3 separate regions of the Mus musculus genome follow, and all the other regions are linked to region 1. Evidence: chromatin loops called from intact Hi-C (ENCODE). Cell type or tissue: left cerebral cortex. All regions are shown on one strand. Each heading gives the region's core, and the rest is flanking DNA. Links, peaks and the distances in the headings are about the cores only.

Evidence for each region. Hi-C counts contacts between places; a loop is a spot of excess contacts. Peaks named below come from ENCODE experiments on the same cell type or tissue, not always from the same donor. Only the 100,000 strongest peaks of a DNase experiment are listed, where the experiment ranks them.
Region 2: it touches region 1 in a loop (2.4-fold over the local background); 2 of 42 quality-filtered maps call a loop at or near these places.
Region 3: a loop joins it to region 1, with 4 times the contacts of the local background. A loop is called at or near these places in 13 of 42 quality-filtered maps.

What each region holds. Positions count from the first base shown.
Region 1 is chr15:73,020,750-73,026,073 of GRCm38, forward strand. It overlaps Trappc9 (trafficking protein particle complex 9), which reads right to left. Exons shown (of 22, transcript NM_180662.2): 6 at 5,213-5,324. Among named protein-coding and RNA genes, the nearest start is that of Trappc9, 38 kb to the right of the region's middle. RefSeq lists an enhancer at 1-2,570. In left cerebral cortex, for the core only: a CTCF peak has its summit at 2,349 (motif pointing left); DNase peaks (open chromatin) are centred at 1,457 and 2,328; H3K27ac peaks cover 1,143 bases.
Region 2 is chr15:72,410,943-72,414,768 of GRCm38, forward strand. No RefSeq gene overlaps it. Among named protein-coding and RNA genes, the nearest start is that of Gm24390, 78 kb to the right of the region's middle. In left cerebral cortex, for the core only: no CTCF peak of the experiment used is centred there; DNase peaks (open chromatin) are centred at 1,212 and 1,880.
Region 3 is chr15:71,916,747-71,920,572 of GRCm38, forward strand. All of the region lies in intron 23 of Col22a1 (collagen, type XXII, alpha 1), which reads right to left. Among named protein-coding and RNA genes, the nearest start is that of Col22a1, 120 kb to the right of the region's middle. In left cerebral cortex, for the core only: a CTCF peak has its summit at 1,074 (motif pointing right); DNase peaks (open chromatin) are centred at 324, 740 and 1,094.

The DNA of each region.
Region 1 (5,324 bases), core at 1,234-3,733:
ATCCTGTTAGACCAGAAATTTCTCAGTTCTCTCTCTCTCTCCTCTCAATTCCAGAAAGGAATCTAGCAGGTGACCTTCCTTCTCCACCCCCCCCCATTCAATGGTTTCCTTGTAAGAGCTGTGGATCCCCCCACGGTTCCCCCACAGTTCCCCCACGGACTGACTGGCCCTGGAAGCCATTGGCCAGTTGGCCAGCTTTGACCTGTCACAGCATTACCTCAGCCCCTTCCCCAGATGACACCCTTCCCCACTCTCCCACCCTTCTGACTCTGAGCTCAACCTGACAGGAGCACTAGGGATGCAGTCACTCTGGTGCCTACCAGGCTCTTGCAGGGTTTCCTTAGCAACAGCTTCATTAAGGAAACCCATCAAAAAAGAAATCCGAGGAGGAGGAGGCTGTTCTTGCATCTGAACAGAGTAGCCTGCATAAAATCTGAATGGCTTTGCAAAGAAAATTAACCAAAGACAAAGAGGTTGAAAGTCCCCTCTAAAGTCTCATAAAGGAGAATGTTTTAAAGGGCACCAATTGTTCTGGAACTTAGAGATGTGAGGAGGCGGAGGACGGGGCCACGCTGCGACCCTCAGAAGCTGGTCTAGTTTTCCAGACACTTCCTCAGTAGCACTTTCTCGTAAGGTCACCTGCCATTTTCTGTTGAAAACAAAAATGTATTCAGTCCCTCAGGCAGCCTAGGGTGGGGGAGGGGAGCTGCCACCGGGTTGGGCTTTTGGAATCACACAAGCGAGGGAGCGAGGGGGACTGAAAGAACAATGGGAGACTTTGTGAGCTGAGCTGGGTCTCACCCCTCAGTTTCCCTGTCTTTAAAACTGGCTGCAAGTGGTGAGGAAAGGAACTGACGAGACCTTTCTCAGGGTCTGCTCAGCACCAGATGGAGCCGCCACAAGCCCCACCAGCCAGCTACAGGGGAGACAGTCATCGCAGCCTGTGCATCTTTCTTTGTTGCACCTTGCTCTACATTGCAACAGTGCTTATGCTCCTGGGATGAAGGCCTCCCGAGCTGCTCCTCCGCAGAAGGTATCCAATGGGAGCGTGGTCTTTGTTTCTGTAGATCTGACTCACTTGGGAATTGTTTGCCTCCATGTCTTTTGTTTATCAGCCGGTTTCCCCTCCTCAGCGCCGGCCAGTGTGGACCATGACTGTCTGCAGCTCACTGGACTTCAGGAGCAGGCTAGCAGGCAGGCAGACAGAAACACTTTGCCTAGAGTCACTCCTGCCCATCCCAGAGGCAAGGGAAGGGAAGGGAAGGAACACAAAGGGTGCATGAACACGTGTCCCAGGGACCCCTCACCTCTAAGCCACCATCTTCTTTGGTGCCTGAATCATTGTTCCTTTTCCTAACCTCCCTCTGCAGATAGGGGTGGCTACATTTAGACCACAGAATCTCAAGGAACAGATTCCTACTTCAAGAAGTCTGTGAATGGATGCCAGTGAGGTTTGCAGCCTCCTTGCCACCCTGCTGTTCCCAGACGGTGTGCAGCGGCACTAAGTAAAGGAGAGAGGTGGCTGCTTGCTCTCCACAGAAGACAAGCTGAGAGGGTGCTGCATGGCTCCTCTATTCACAAACAGGGGAAAATGATGACTCAAGTCCCAGCCCCTCTGTTCTCATATGAACCTTGTCATTTGCCTGTGAAACCCTCATGACCATTGCACAGATCTGTACACAGCCAGCTATTTGTTGCCATTTGGGAGTGCCAGATAATTACCAGAAATCACTCGCCTAAACCAGCCAACACACGCAGGTCACCCTGTGCCTGCACAGGGAAGAGGGACTCTGCATCTATTTTGCAGAGCACCGATAAAGACAGTTTTATCCTCCAGTTCTGAGGTTTTGGATTTTTGAGACAGAGTTTCTCTGTGTAATATCCCTGACTGTCCTGGACTCCCTTTGTAGACCAGGCTGGCCTGAAACTCAAGAAATCTGCCTGCCTCTGCCTCCTGAGTGCTGGGATTCAAAGTGTGTGGCACCACCAGCTCATGCAGGGATTCTGAAAGACAGATGGAACTTGCACTAGTCACATCTCCATTCCTTCCCAAATGTCCGCCATTTGCCGCCGAAGTCCTTCGTTACCATCAGCTCCACAATGGATCACACTTGATTAAGAACCAAAAGCTTGTTCTATTTCAGAAAAACTCCAGGCCCTTCTCTTTACTGTGATTATAAAATCCCACCAGAACTCATTATTTTGCTGCCTTGTCAACTAGCAGACAAACATCAGGATGAGACAAGGACCGCAAAGTGCCTTCCTCCTCCGGCAGAATTCAAAGGCTGGTAACCGCCCTGTGCCGCAGGCAGGGCCACAATTGCCACAGAGCATTGCTGCCCTCTAGTGTTTGCCTGACGCCGAGCAAGATGATAGCAGAGCTGATCCAAACTACAGGGCCCCACTGTGAATAGATAGCAGGTTGCAGTAAGTCCAGATCTCCTCCCTTTAATCTGCAAAGCGGACTTCAGTAACTGCAGAGAGTGAGGGCCCACAGGTCTGTAGAAGAGGAGCAGGGCTGGGAAGCCTGGCAGCCACCCACTACTCTAGCACCAGCTAAGCCCAACAGACTCCACTCCCCAGACCTTTCCGGTCTGCTTGGAGCCTCTTCTGTGTTCAAAGCTGTCTCCTGAACCGCCTGGGCCTGATAACAGCAGTAGCCCACTGCAGAGCTGTGGAAGGACACAGGACCATCTAACCTAAATCCAGCCTCCCAGCTACAAATAATTCAAGGCTTCCCTGGACCTTTCCAGTCTACCTGAGAGGCCTAGCACTCTTCACTCAGAAGCATGGATTACAATTAAGGTGCCACCCTCTTGCCCTTGAAGTACCCTTGCCCTGTGTATTGCCCTCACTGACCTTTGGCAAACCTACACCAGCATGACCCCTGCTGTCTCTCCATGCTCCAGGCCAGTGAGGCCCTAGCAGCCCACCTCAGACACTCAGGTGGTCTTTTTCCCTCATCATGGGTCCTTGCCCTGTGAAGCAAGCCCTTCGATGCCCAGGGTCTCAGTCAGTGCACATTTCACTAAGTTTGTGTATGCCTGGCATGGGGCATCCCTCCCTCCAGTCCTCTACAAGGACTATAGCCTTAGCATCCCTAAAAAACACAGCTTCAGGGCAGGCGAGATGGCTCAACAGCTAAAGGTGCTTGTCACTAGCCTAACTAAGCTCAATTCTTGGGACCCATAACGGGGAGGAGAGAACAGACTATCCAAGACACACACACACACACACACACACACACACACGGCTTGGCCCATTGTTGAACCCTGGATAGAACCAAGTCAAACAGTTAACTTCAGCATGACTAGAGACAGACATCTATCTCCTCTTGTGCCATTTCCCAGGTAACTGAAGTTTCCATATCAAAGGACCCGGTTTTTGCCTCTCCTGGAAACCAACAGAGAGCAGAACTTGGGGGCCTCCCCTCAGGACACAGGGTGCAGCTGGCTCCCAGTGCTCCCCCACTTTGAAGGCATAGGTGCACTTCCCCACATGAAATGGCCAGCAATACTGGTGGAGTCTTTCTTTAGGGGCGTAATTCTGTGTTTGTCTCTTCCTCTGTGGTTGAGCTGACGACTGACAGTTCAGGTACTCTGAGGCAGCCTCACTCTGGTGACTGACTTGGGGAGCCAGGCCCACAGACCAGCCTGAGGGCAGCACGGGGCTCTACAGCAAGCAAGACTCAGAGAGGTCAAGGAGCTCGAGCTCCAGGCACTTGTAAGCCGTCTGATGGGTGCTGGGGGTGGAACTCTGGTCCTCGGCAAGAGCAGGCAATATGTGCTCATAGCCAGAGCCATCATGCCAGCCTCTGGTTAACTATTAAGTTATCGTCCTCCAAAAAAAAAAAAACCTCTAAGGTGAGCATGGCAACTATTGGAGGTGGGGATGGGTGTCTGGCTATGAGCACGCTTCCTGCGTGTTCTGGTGGGATTATCTCAAGTCCCTGCTGCCCTCTACCCTCCCCACATGGCGGCCTACCCGCTACTGCATCTCACCCTTATCCAGCCCAACAGAGGTCTCACCCGCCCACAGGACGTTTGTTGTCCGCCTTTTGCCTCTCAGAGCCCAGCTGACTGAGGTTTAGTGGCTGTCTGCAATTACTCTGCCTCATTCTCCTCAGATACCAGTCTTTCTGTTTCAGCCTATCTGCTTTCCCCAAACAGTTCAGACTCAAGATACCTCATGCTTTCCTAGAGGTCGGCCGGCAAGCCAGTCCACCTGCACCGCACCCTCCTCTACCCAGGTCTTGCCTTATTCTGCTCTTCAAGCAGACTCCAGCATTTGTACCTTTCTGCTGAGACAGCCCTCTCTGGCACCCTCCCCCTCCCCATCCTAGTGGCTGCTCCCTCTGCTGCCATCATGGCTTCTGTGATGTGTGTCACTCATACACCAATCAACACCTGCCTTCCCTATGAAGCTGCCACCCAGTGATGGCAGAGTGGTCGCTTCTCTCCATGTCTGCTTTAACAGGGTGTCCACGGGCCAGCTGCTGCTTGCTGGAGCCCTGTCTCCCGTGGCTTGCTGATGGATCAGTTCCACCTGGCTGAACACAGCTAACAGCCTCCAGGTTGGGGAGTGACATTGTGAGTCTGCCACTAAATGTTTTCATGACTGTCTTATTAAATACCTTTTCAGGGGGCTGGAGCTGCTGCTGGTCTTACAAGAGAGCTAGCCTAGCACAGAGGAGGCTCTGGGTCCCATCTTTAGCGGCTCTTCGGGCTCAGAACTAACCATTTGTAAGCTGCCTGCTGGGTGACAGGAGCTACGCAAACCTCAGGTTTTGTCAACCAAACAGCCCAGCCCGGCAAAGGGCAAGCATCTCACAAGTGACAAAGGCAAGAGCCCAGTCAGGGTTGCAAAGCTGCAGGAACCAGTTATTATTCCAAATAAAAACTGGGAGGAGATGGTGAATTTTCAATTTTAAAAAATATAATACCGGGGCTGGGGAGATGGCTCAGTGGGTAAGAGCACTGACTGCTCGTCCGAAAGTCCTGTGTTCAAATCCCAGCAACCACACGGTGGCTCACAACCACCTGTAATTAGCTACAGTGTACTTAGGTATAATAAATAAATATTTTTTAAAAAAATATAATACCCTAAAATGAAGAAGATGAACCTGTAAGTACCACATGCTTTGACTCTTGGGCTATGACTCCTTAACCTTTATTATACCGTACGATCTCCGATTGGCATAGCACACACTCACCTGCCGGAGATTGATGTACACAGCATTCTGAAGAAACTCCGAAGCCTCCATGCCACGCTTCTGAATCGCTAGGACGCGCACGGCCTTGACACAGGCTTCCAGCTCAATCACT
Region 2 (3,826 bases), core at 1-2,500, 610 kb before region 1:
ATGCTGTTGCCAGGCAGGTTATGGGCCATAAGGAAGCCCTGGGACACGGCTGCAGGGGTAGGAAAGCCCAGTCTGAGTTGTGGGACAGCTGGAGCGCCATGGCTCAGGGGTCCCTGGGTCTGCGACGAGGCTGGGGCCATCTAGTTCTCAGGCTCTCAGACATCCAGGCACTGCTGGAAGCCATGGAAGAGCTGGGAACAGAATGCCCCGCCCCAGGCTGGATCTAGCCAGGGGCTGGGGTCGGGGCGGAGGGGTGGTGGGGTGGGGTCGGGGAAGGGGGAGCTCCGGCTGGTCCCACAGGGATAGTCCTTGGCTTGACAGTGGCAAGCTTGGGCTTGTGCTTGGTGGCAGCTGTGGCTGGGAGCACAGAGAGGCCTTCTACTGGAGATTAGACGGCAGCTCTATAGGTGAAGGCCTTCTCCATGACTCCCCATGCCAGATCCTGATGAAAAGAAGCAGTCCATGGTTTTAAGGCATTTATTGTCATGACTGAAAATGGATGAGTAAAACCATACCCCATTTCTCAGGGTGGGCCTGAGGTTAAATATCCTTTTCAAGGAGGAGTCTCTGGGAAGGAAAACTGATTGGCTAAGTCCTCTAGGTCTTTTGGTACCTCATTAAAATGGAGATCTGTCTTGACTCTACATGACCACAGGTCGAGTTTTCTACAAGTGGAGGGGCTTGGGATGTTGATCTTACATGACTGATGGCCACAAATCTATGGGGGGCTGTGGCTAGTGACAGGGTTATGGTGCCCAGGAATCAGGTGAATTGCCTACCGTCTCTTCAGGGTTTCCTGGGCTTCAAGCCCTAGCTCAAATGGGGACCAAGCTACCTTTCACAGTCCCACAATTCATCACTGATAAGAAAGCTCTTGAAGTTCATCGTGGGACTTCCAATTTTTTTTTACAGTTTGTGGCTACAAGGACAGTAGTTCTAGCTACTCTATCATGGAAAATGGTTAGATTGTTGGCTTTGTTCTGCAGGTGCTGAAAAGTGTATGTGTGTGTGTGTGTGTGTGTGTGTGTGTGTGTGTGTGTGTGGTCTCATTTTCTATCTTTGTGGCATCCTTCTTTCGCCTCAGTGTGCTGTTAAGAGTTGGGATCGTGGTGGTGGTTAGTCACCTTCTGTGGGAGGAGGCTGTAAAGGAGCAGGGGGGACTTTTCTGGCGCTTGCAATGTTTCTCTCTTGATCTGTGTGCTGCTGATGTGGGTGTATTGAGATTGTGAGAACTCGTGGGCTTGTCTACTGATGAAGAAATATGTGCATTCCCACGTGTGGGTGTGACTGTCAGGGTCCTTTAGGAAGCAGATGCTAAAAGAAATTCATCATGATTAAGGTTAGTTGGGGAAAATGTCTATGAGAAATCTGAGGGCGAGGAGCACTCATAGGTGTGGCAGGCTTTCAGGCCAGTCACCTATGAAAAGAGGGAGGAGAGGAAATTAGGTAGAAAGAGACTTCAGTGTACATCCAGAAAGCTTCATTCAGGCCTGTAGGATGGCCTAGGGAACAGGCCACACCTACAGGAGTCTGGCTCTGCCTTCCCATCACGCTTGGTTGTCAATTCAAGCAGTTAGATTACAGGGAACGGAACATGCCTGACAAGGACTACCAACCCCAAATAAAGATAGAGAGCCAAGGACTAGCAACACCCTTCAAAGTTAGTCCTCCATTGAGGAAAGACCAGGGAAGCATGGTCCCCACTCAGCTCCTTCTGTGCATATGCAAAACCTGGCTCAAGTGACACCAATATCCATAGGACTGGTATAGTCTTGAAAGGCTGAGTTTAGGCTCTTTCTTCCTCCCCAGCCTCCATCCAGGTCCTTCGCTGATGTCCTCACAGAAAGTGAGAAAACAGGCTGACTCTCAGCACAGCCCTGTTGTGCCATGTTCTGGAAATACAGAAAATTCAGGAAGGATATGCTGATGAGGTTGACATCCTCTCACACTAGTCCTCAGAAACTGGTGACAATTAGCATTCTGGCCACTTTACCAAGGATAAATTATTCATGGACTAGCAGTTCATCTTTTCAATTCCGGATACAGAAGCAGTTTTTTGTGATCCTGGGGAATAGCCAAACAGCCACCAAAGAGTGAGTGTCCACTGAAAACACATAGGCCCCTGAGACAATAGGAAGATGTATTATCCTTCCCTGTTGAAGGAAGAAAGCATCATGCACCGCATAGACCATGCAGGTTCTAGACAGCACAAAGATCGCTTCCCAACCTCGGGTGTAGAAGTCCCAGCTTGGAAGAAAAAGGCCCCATCTATCCTCTGCCCTGCACAGAGCCCAGCACCCACCCAGGACCAGAGAGGTGTGGCTCCTTTGGTGCTCTTACCTCAACATCCCCCACCAATCCCCTGCAGGGGAGAGACTGAGCAGAACCTCAGAAATTACCTCAAACTTAGTGGATTAAAGCTAGCAAACTGTCTGATGTTTTGACTTCCTGGTGGGACACTGTTATTTATAAAGTCTGTGCTTCAGAAATGGATGACCAAGTGACAAGGAAATGTTCATAATGTTTTCAGTAACCTTATGAATTTGTGTGGGGCTATAGTCTCGGTTGTGTGGTCCGTGGGCTAAAGGTTGCACATGGGTTCCTCTCTAACAATGTCACAGGACATCAGTCAGTCAGAAGGGTTTCAGCAGGAGAGTCCATCAGCTTTCTCTTTTCTTTCAGCTGTTCTCTTCAGACTCAACCTATTATCCTTCTCCCACTCCCATGGGGATACTCATGGTTGCAGTCATCAGTATTTGGAGATGGTGCCTGTGTCTGTCTGTTGTTTTGTATGGCTACATATGAGTGAGGGGACATGCTGATGTGTGAAATGACATTTATGGACTTTGCATATGATGTCTCCATAAGTGTTTCCTGTCATTACAAACATGACTTCAGCCATGACACCTCTGTATGACTGCTGGCTCCTCCTGTCTCCTTTAGTTTCTCGTTAGCCTTGGGTCTTGATAAGGAGCAAGGAGATCCCAGATTTCTCTCTATGCACTTTATCCTCCAACCAGGGTGATGATGATTCCTGATGCCTTGTAAATTGCTCCTTTCATGCTAAAAGCCCCTGAGTTGATCTAGAGCCCCAGGGTGAAGTAAACACCTGATCCCCAACACATCTACCTGGACCACTGCAAGGCAGCTGCTGCAACTTATGTGCAAAAGTCAGAGCAGCTCCTTCCCAAAGGAAGCTGCTTATTTCCCATGGCAAAGCCCTGGAGTTTTCTTTGATAATTTCTCTTGCATCTCACCCAAACTTACTGCTAAAGTTAAGTGCCCTGGCCCTCAGATCTCTCTCAAACTCATCATCTCTTCCATCTCAAAGCACTGGGTTTTTCCAGTCAAATGCCAATTTGTATACATGCCTCAATGATCTGTCCTCCATAGAGCAAAGAACATCTATCTGCCTTGGAGTATGTTGCCTAGAAGCAGCTCCTGGGAGACATTGGGTCATTTGATGTATTGAAGAGCTCTTTCCAGGAGTGAGGAGATAGGAGGAAGAAGGTCATAACATAAACACCTCGACTTTATCCACATGTGATAGGGAGGATTTCTAGGTGTCAGCTTCACCAAGGCAAGAGGTCCAGCCCTTCTTAATCGTCACTGGGTATAGAGTCACAGTGATCCTGCTTGTTTCTGGACAGTTGTGTAGAGAAGGGATAGCTGACAGCCATCGCTAATCAATGTGGTAGGAGCCAGAGTGATTACTCTGGCCAGGTAAAGGCACCTAGGTCAAACCCTAGCATCTTCTAGGACTGTGGTTCTCATTGGCATCAGCTGGTAGTGGGATGACCAGGCTAACGACAAAGCTGCCTGGCTT
Region 3 (3,826 bases), core at 1-2,500, 1.1 Mb before region 1:
AAATTCCAATTATTCAGTTCCCACGCTAACACAGGGCAGGGAAAAATGGTAAGTAAATATGAGAGGAAGCCAGAGCCCATGCTTCCATGATCATGGGAGTGGGGAGGGAAGAAAGGAATAGAGAGGAACCCGGGCAATGAGTAGGGAGTGAGCTGTGGACCTGGAAGCCTGAAGCAAAGGGTTTAGAGGAGTCACCTGAACAGTGAAGAGGGCAGAAGTGACCAACAGGCTAGGCACACAACAGCAGGCAGAAACCAGCTGTATAAAGGCCAGAAGAATGGAAGGCACTGTGCATTGTACAATAGCCAACTGTTTCATAAGAGGACAGAGCAGGCCTTGATGTGCCAGTGTGGAGAGCTATGAATATACCTTATGAATAACTAGGACATGCATCCGCCATGTGTCTTAGATTTCCAGATGCCCTGTGGAGGCCACCAAAGGCAGAGACATATAGTGGGCCATGGGCTGGTGGTCGCTATGCAATAATGGGTCTCTGGGGGAGAGTGGGGCTCCTTCTGAGTATTTGCAGGTTCGGGACAGTCCTGCCAAGGGCCTTTCATCTGAGAACATCCAAGGGCATGGCAGCTGAACATCCTGCAGGGGCGCCTGTTCTGGGTTTTGGTGGTGGGTACGTCCTTGCTTTTCCAGCCTGGCGTTTCGTATTCCTGCAGAAGTATTTACAACTTTCCCCACCCCACACAACTCTAGGAGCAATAGAAGGCACTAAAGCACGTACTTGCCCATGTCTCCCTCTGGATGTGCCCTTCTCTGGATGTGTCTCTCCCATTCTCCTGCTCTTCTTCACCTGCCCCCTCCTCTGAGATGGCACCCAGGTTCTTGGGTCTTCTCTGTGATCAAGGTCAAGATCAAGGTCTTCTTCTTATCTTACCCTCAGATCCTCAAGAATCAAACAGTCTAGTTTCCTCTGCATCTCGAAGAGAAACTAACTTGGGCCAAGACAGGAAGCCATATTCAGAAAAATGCCTAAGTCATCCAAAAGGTGACTTGAAGGGACCATTTGCATTCAGAGAGCAATAACAGATTATGACCACTGGAGGGCGATAAGAAACAAAGAATGGCACAAGGGTCGCGATCATGAGCTATTCCGTTTACTGCCTCTGGGTGGCATGTGTGAGTCAAACTTTCATACACAAAGTGAGAGCATTTACAAAATGCTTTGAGTGGCAGCTGGAGTTCAGTTTCCCCGTAGCTCGTTTAGACCTGATGTGTCTTTGGAGCAGCATCTATCCTGTTTGAGATGTTTTCCCCTAAGTCTGGGTAACTGGAGAGGCTACAGTGAGCTGGGAAAGGCCCTGGGTAAAGGTCAACCTATCTTCCTTATTGGACAAGGGCTGGGCTGGAGAAAGGTTCCATCAAGGGTGGCTGCCCACCTTGTCCAGCGTCCTCAGCACTGTACCCATCTGCTGCCTGTGATAAACTCTGTTCACCTCTTCATACTGAGGGATCTGCAGAAATCACCAGAACGACTTCCCCATGAAAGCACATACCAGGCCACTCACTGTCACTCGAGGACCCAGCCCCACAGCACCCACCAATGGAGCTTAACAGGGATTTTTCTACACAGATACACAGATAGTACTCATGTGGCCATGGGGACATTTCCCTTTCTTCCCTCCTTACATGCCTGGCCATACGGATAGCTCTAGAATGTTTAGTGCTTTCTAAAACACTTCTTTCAGAAATCGGGCCTGCCAGCCAGCCCACTGCTACTCTGATCTCATTTACCCTCCCCGTCTTTCTATAAACTTCCTTGTCCTGCTGGTGGTGGTGGTGGTGGTGGTGCCCTGGCACACAGCAGTCTAGAGTTGATGATCTTCTGTGAACAGCTAGTGAAAATGAAACCTTTAGTGTCTAAGAGTGAAGAAAACAGTCTTAAACAATAGAGTTTAAGGACCTTGCTAGAGGTCACGCAGCTATCTTCTCCAGGTGGAAAAGTGGCATATGCATCCTGAAGGGTCCACCTGCATCAGAGTCACCTGAATTGGAGGTTATACACACAGAGACCAGAGCTGCCTGTTTAGACTCCTGGCTAGCAGGTTCAGATCAGGTGCCTAAGGTCAGGGACTGGTGTGATGGATGCTCAGTGGTACAGATGTCTCTAGTACAGGATCATTCAATGCCACCAAACCCATCTGCAGCCACCTTCTCTCTAGCTCTAGCCCTGTTACTATGTAAAATATAACAGAGAGGAGGCACCGTGTGCCTAGGAGACACAAAAAAGAAGGTAGAAACCTGGAAGACCTGCCAGGGAGGGTCATTCCACTTTTCCAGCTCTACCTCGTTAGAGCCCACACTGATCAAACGAGGCAGCCTTTTCCACCCCAAGCTGAAAATGAGGAAGGTCCAGGCTAAAATGGACCACACTATGGTTCAATGTACCTCCCAACCCATAACACCAGTCTGGCCATCCTGCTAAAGATGCCAGTCACATGGCCTTCTTGGAGACACATTCTGCCACTGGAGGAGAATCTAGACTGTCCTTGATATCTCCGACTCCAAACATTTAGCACCCAGTTCTGCTGTGCACACAGTAGGGAGTTAACAAAAGTTTGAGGCAGTAAGTAGCCAAGCACTAGGGATGTCCTCAGGAATTAAAGCTACCCACTGCAACAGCCACGTCGAGGAAGAGTCAACCGCAGATGGAAACAGCTGTTACAGAGTCTGGAGACTGCTACCAGGAGGTGTCACATAGCCTCGGGCATCCATTCCAAGTCGCACAGAGCATCTTGCAAGTCCAGTTTGGGGTTGTGGGGTTAATGCAAAGCAGCGTTTAGCCTGCCCTAGGGACCTGCTCTGCTGGCCTTTGCTGGTACTAATGCTTACAAAGGGCAGCAGCTCCTCATGAACACCTGTCCTGCCTCTGGTTAGACTTTCTATGGAGCCTCTTGTCTTTCATTTTTCCATGGATACCTAAGTGAAATGTGGGTTTTCGGGGGACAAGGAAGCCCCCCATCCCCGCTACTGTCCCTGACAACAGAAACCCCTTTGAAAACTAGGATGCTCCACCATTCCTTCGTTACATATAAAGATTTTAGTGTCTCAAGGAAGGAACGGAACTAAAAGAAGATGGAGACGGAGATGCAGGATGCTTCAGTGTCTGCAGCTTCTCAAGATGCTGCTGTCAAGTAGCTCATCTTCTCTGCACCAAGCGACGAGCCGGCTGGGGTTCATGTGAGAACTTAAGGCTTGGGGCTGAGGATATGGTTCAGTGGTGTGGCACCTGCCTGACATGCACGATTCCACACCACTGCAGAGCAAAAAGACAAAAGGTCTGTGGCTCTGGGTGTCCTGGATAATATTCTACATGGCCTCAGGCTACCTAAAAGGATTTCACCTTCATAACCTTTATCACACCAAATATGGCATAGAGGCTATACATCATTCTCTCTCTCTCTCTCTCTCTCTCTCTTTCTCTCTCTCTGTGTGTGTGTGTGTACAGAGAGAAAGAGAGAGAATATGCATACTCCTATTTTTTTCTTTTAATCATTAATGAAAGCATCTAGCTAAATTAATCAGACTATTAACAAGTAACACATTAGCCAATAGATATAAATGTTGACAAAATGCCTGCCTGCTTGTATTACCATTAATGAAAACAAAGTAATTACTCTCCATATTAGTTAAATAATCAGCCTACTAATTATTAATGAAGTAACATTTAATCCCTATATAGTGACTAAACAGCGATCGGATGCAATTAGTAGTTACAATGATGATATGTAAGTAGCCAATTAATCTAATTACTATTAATAAAGAAATTGCAAATAATCATCTCTACCACAGTAATTGCAACCGTGGTACGCTT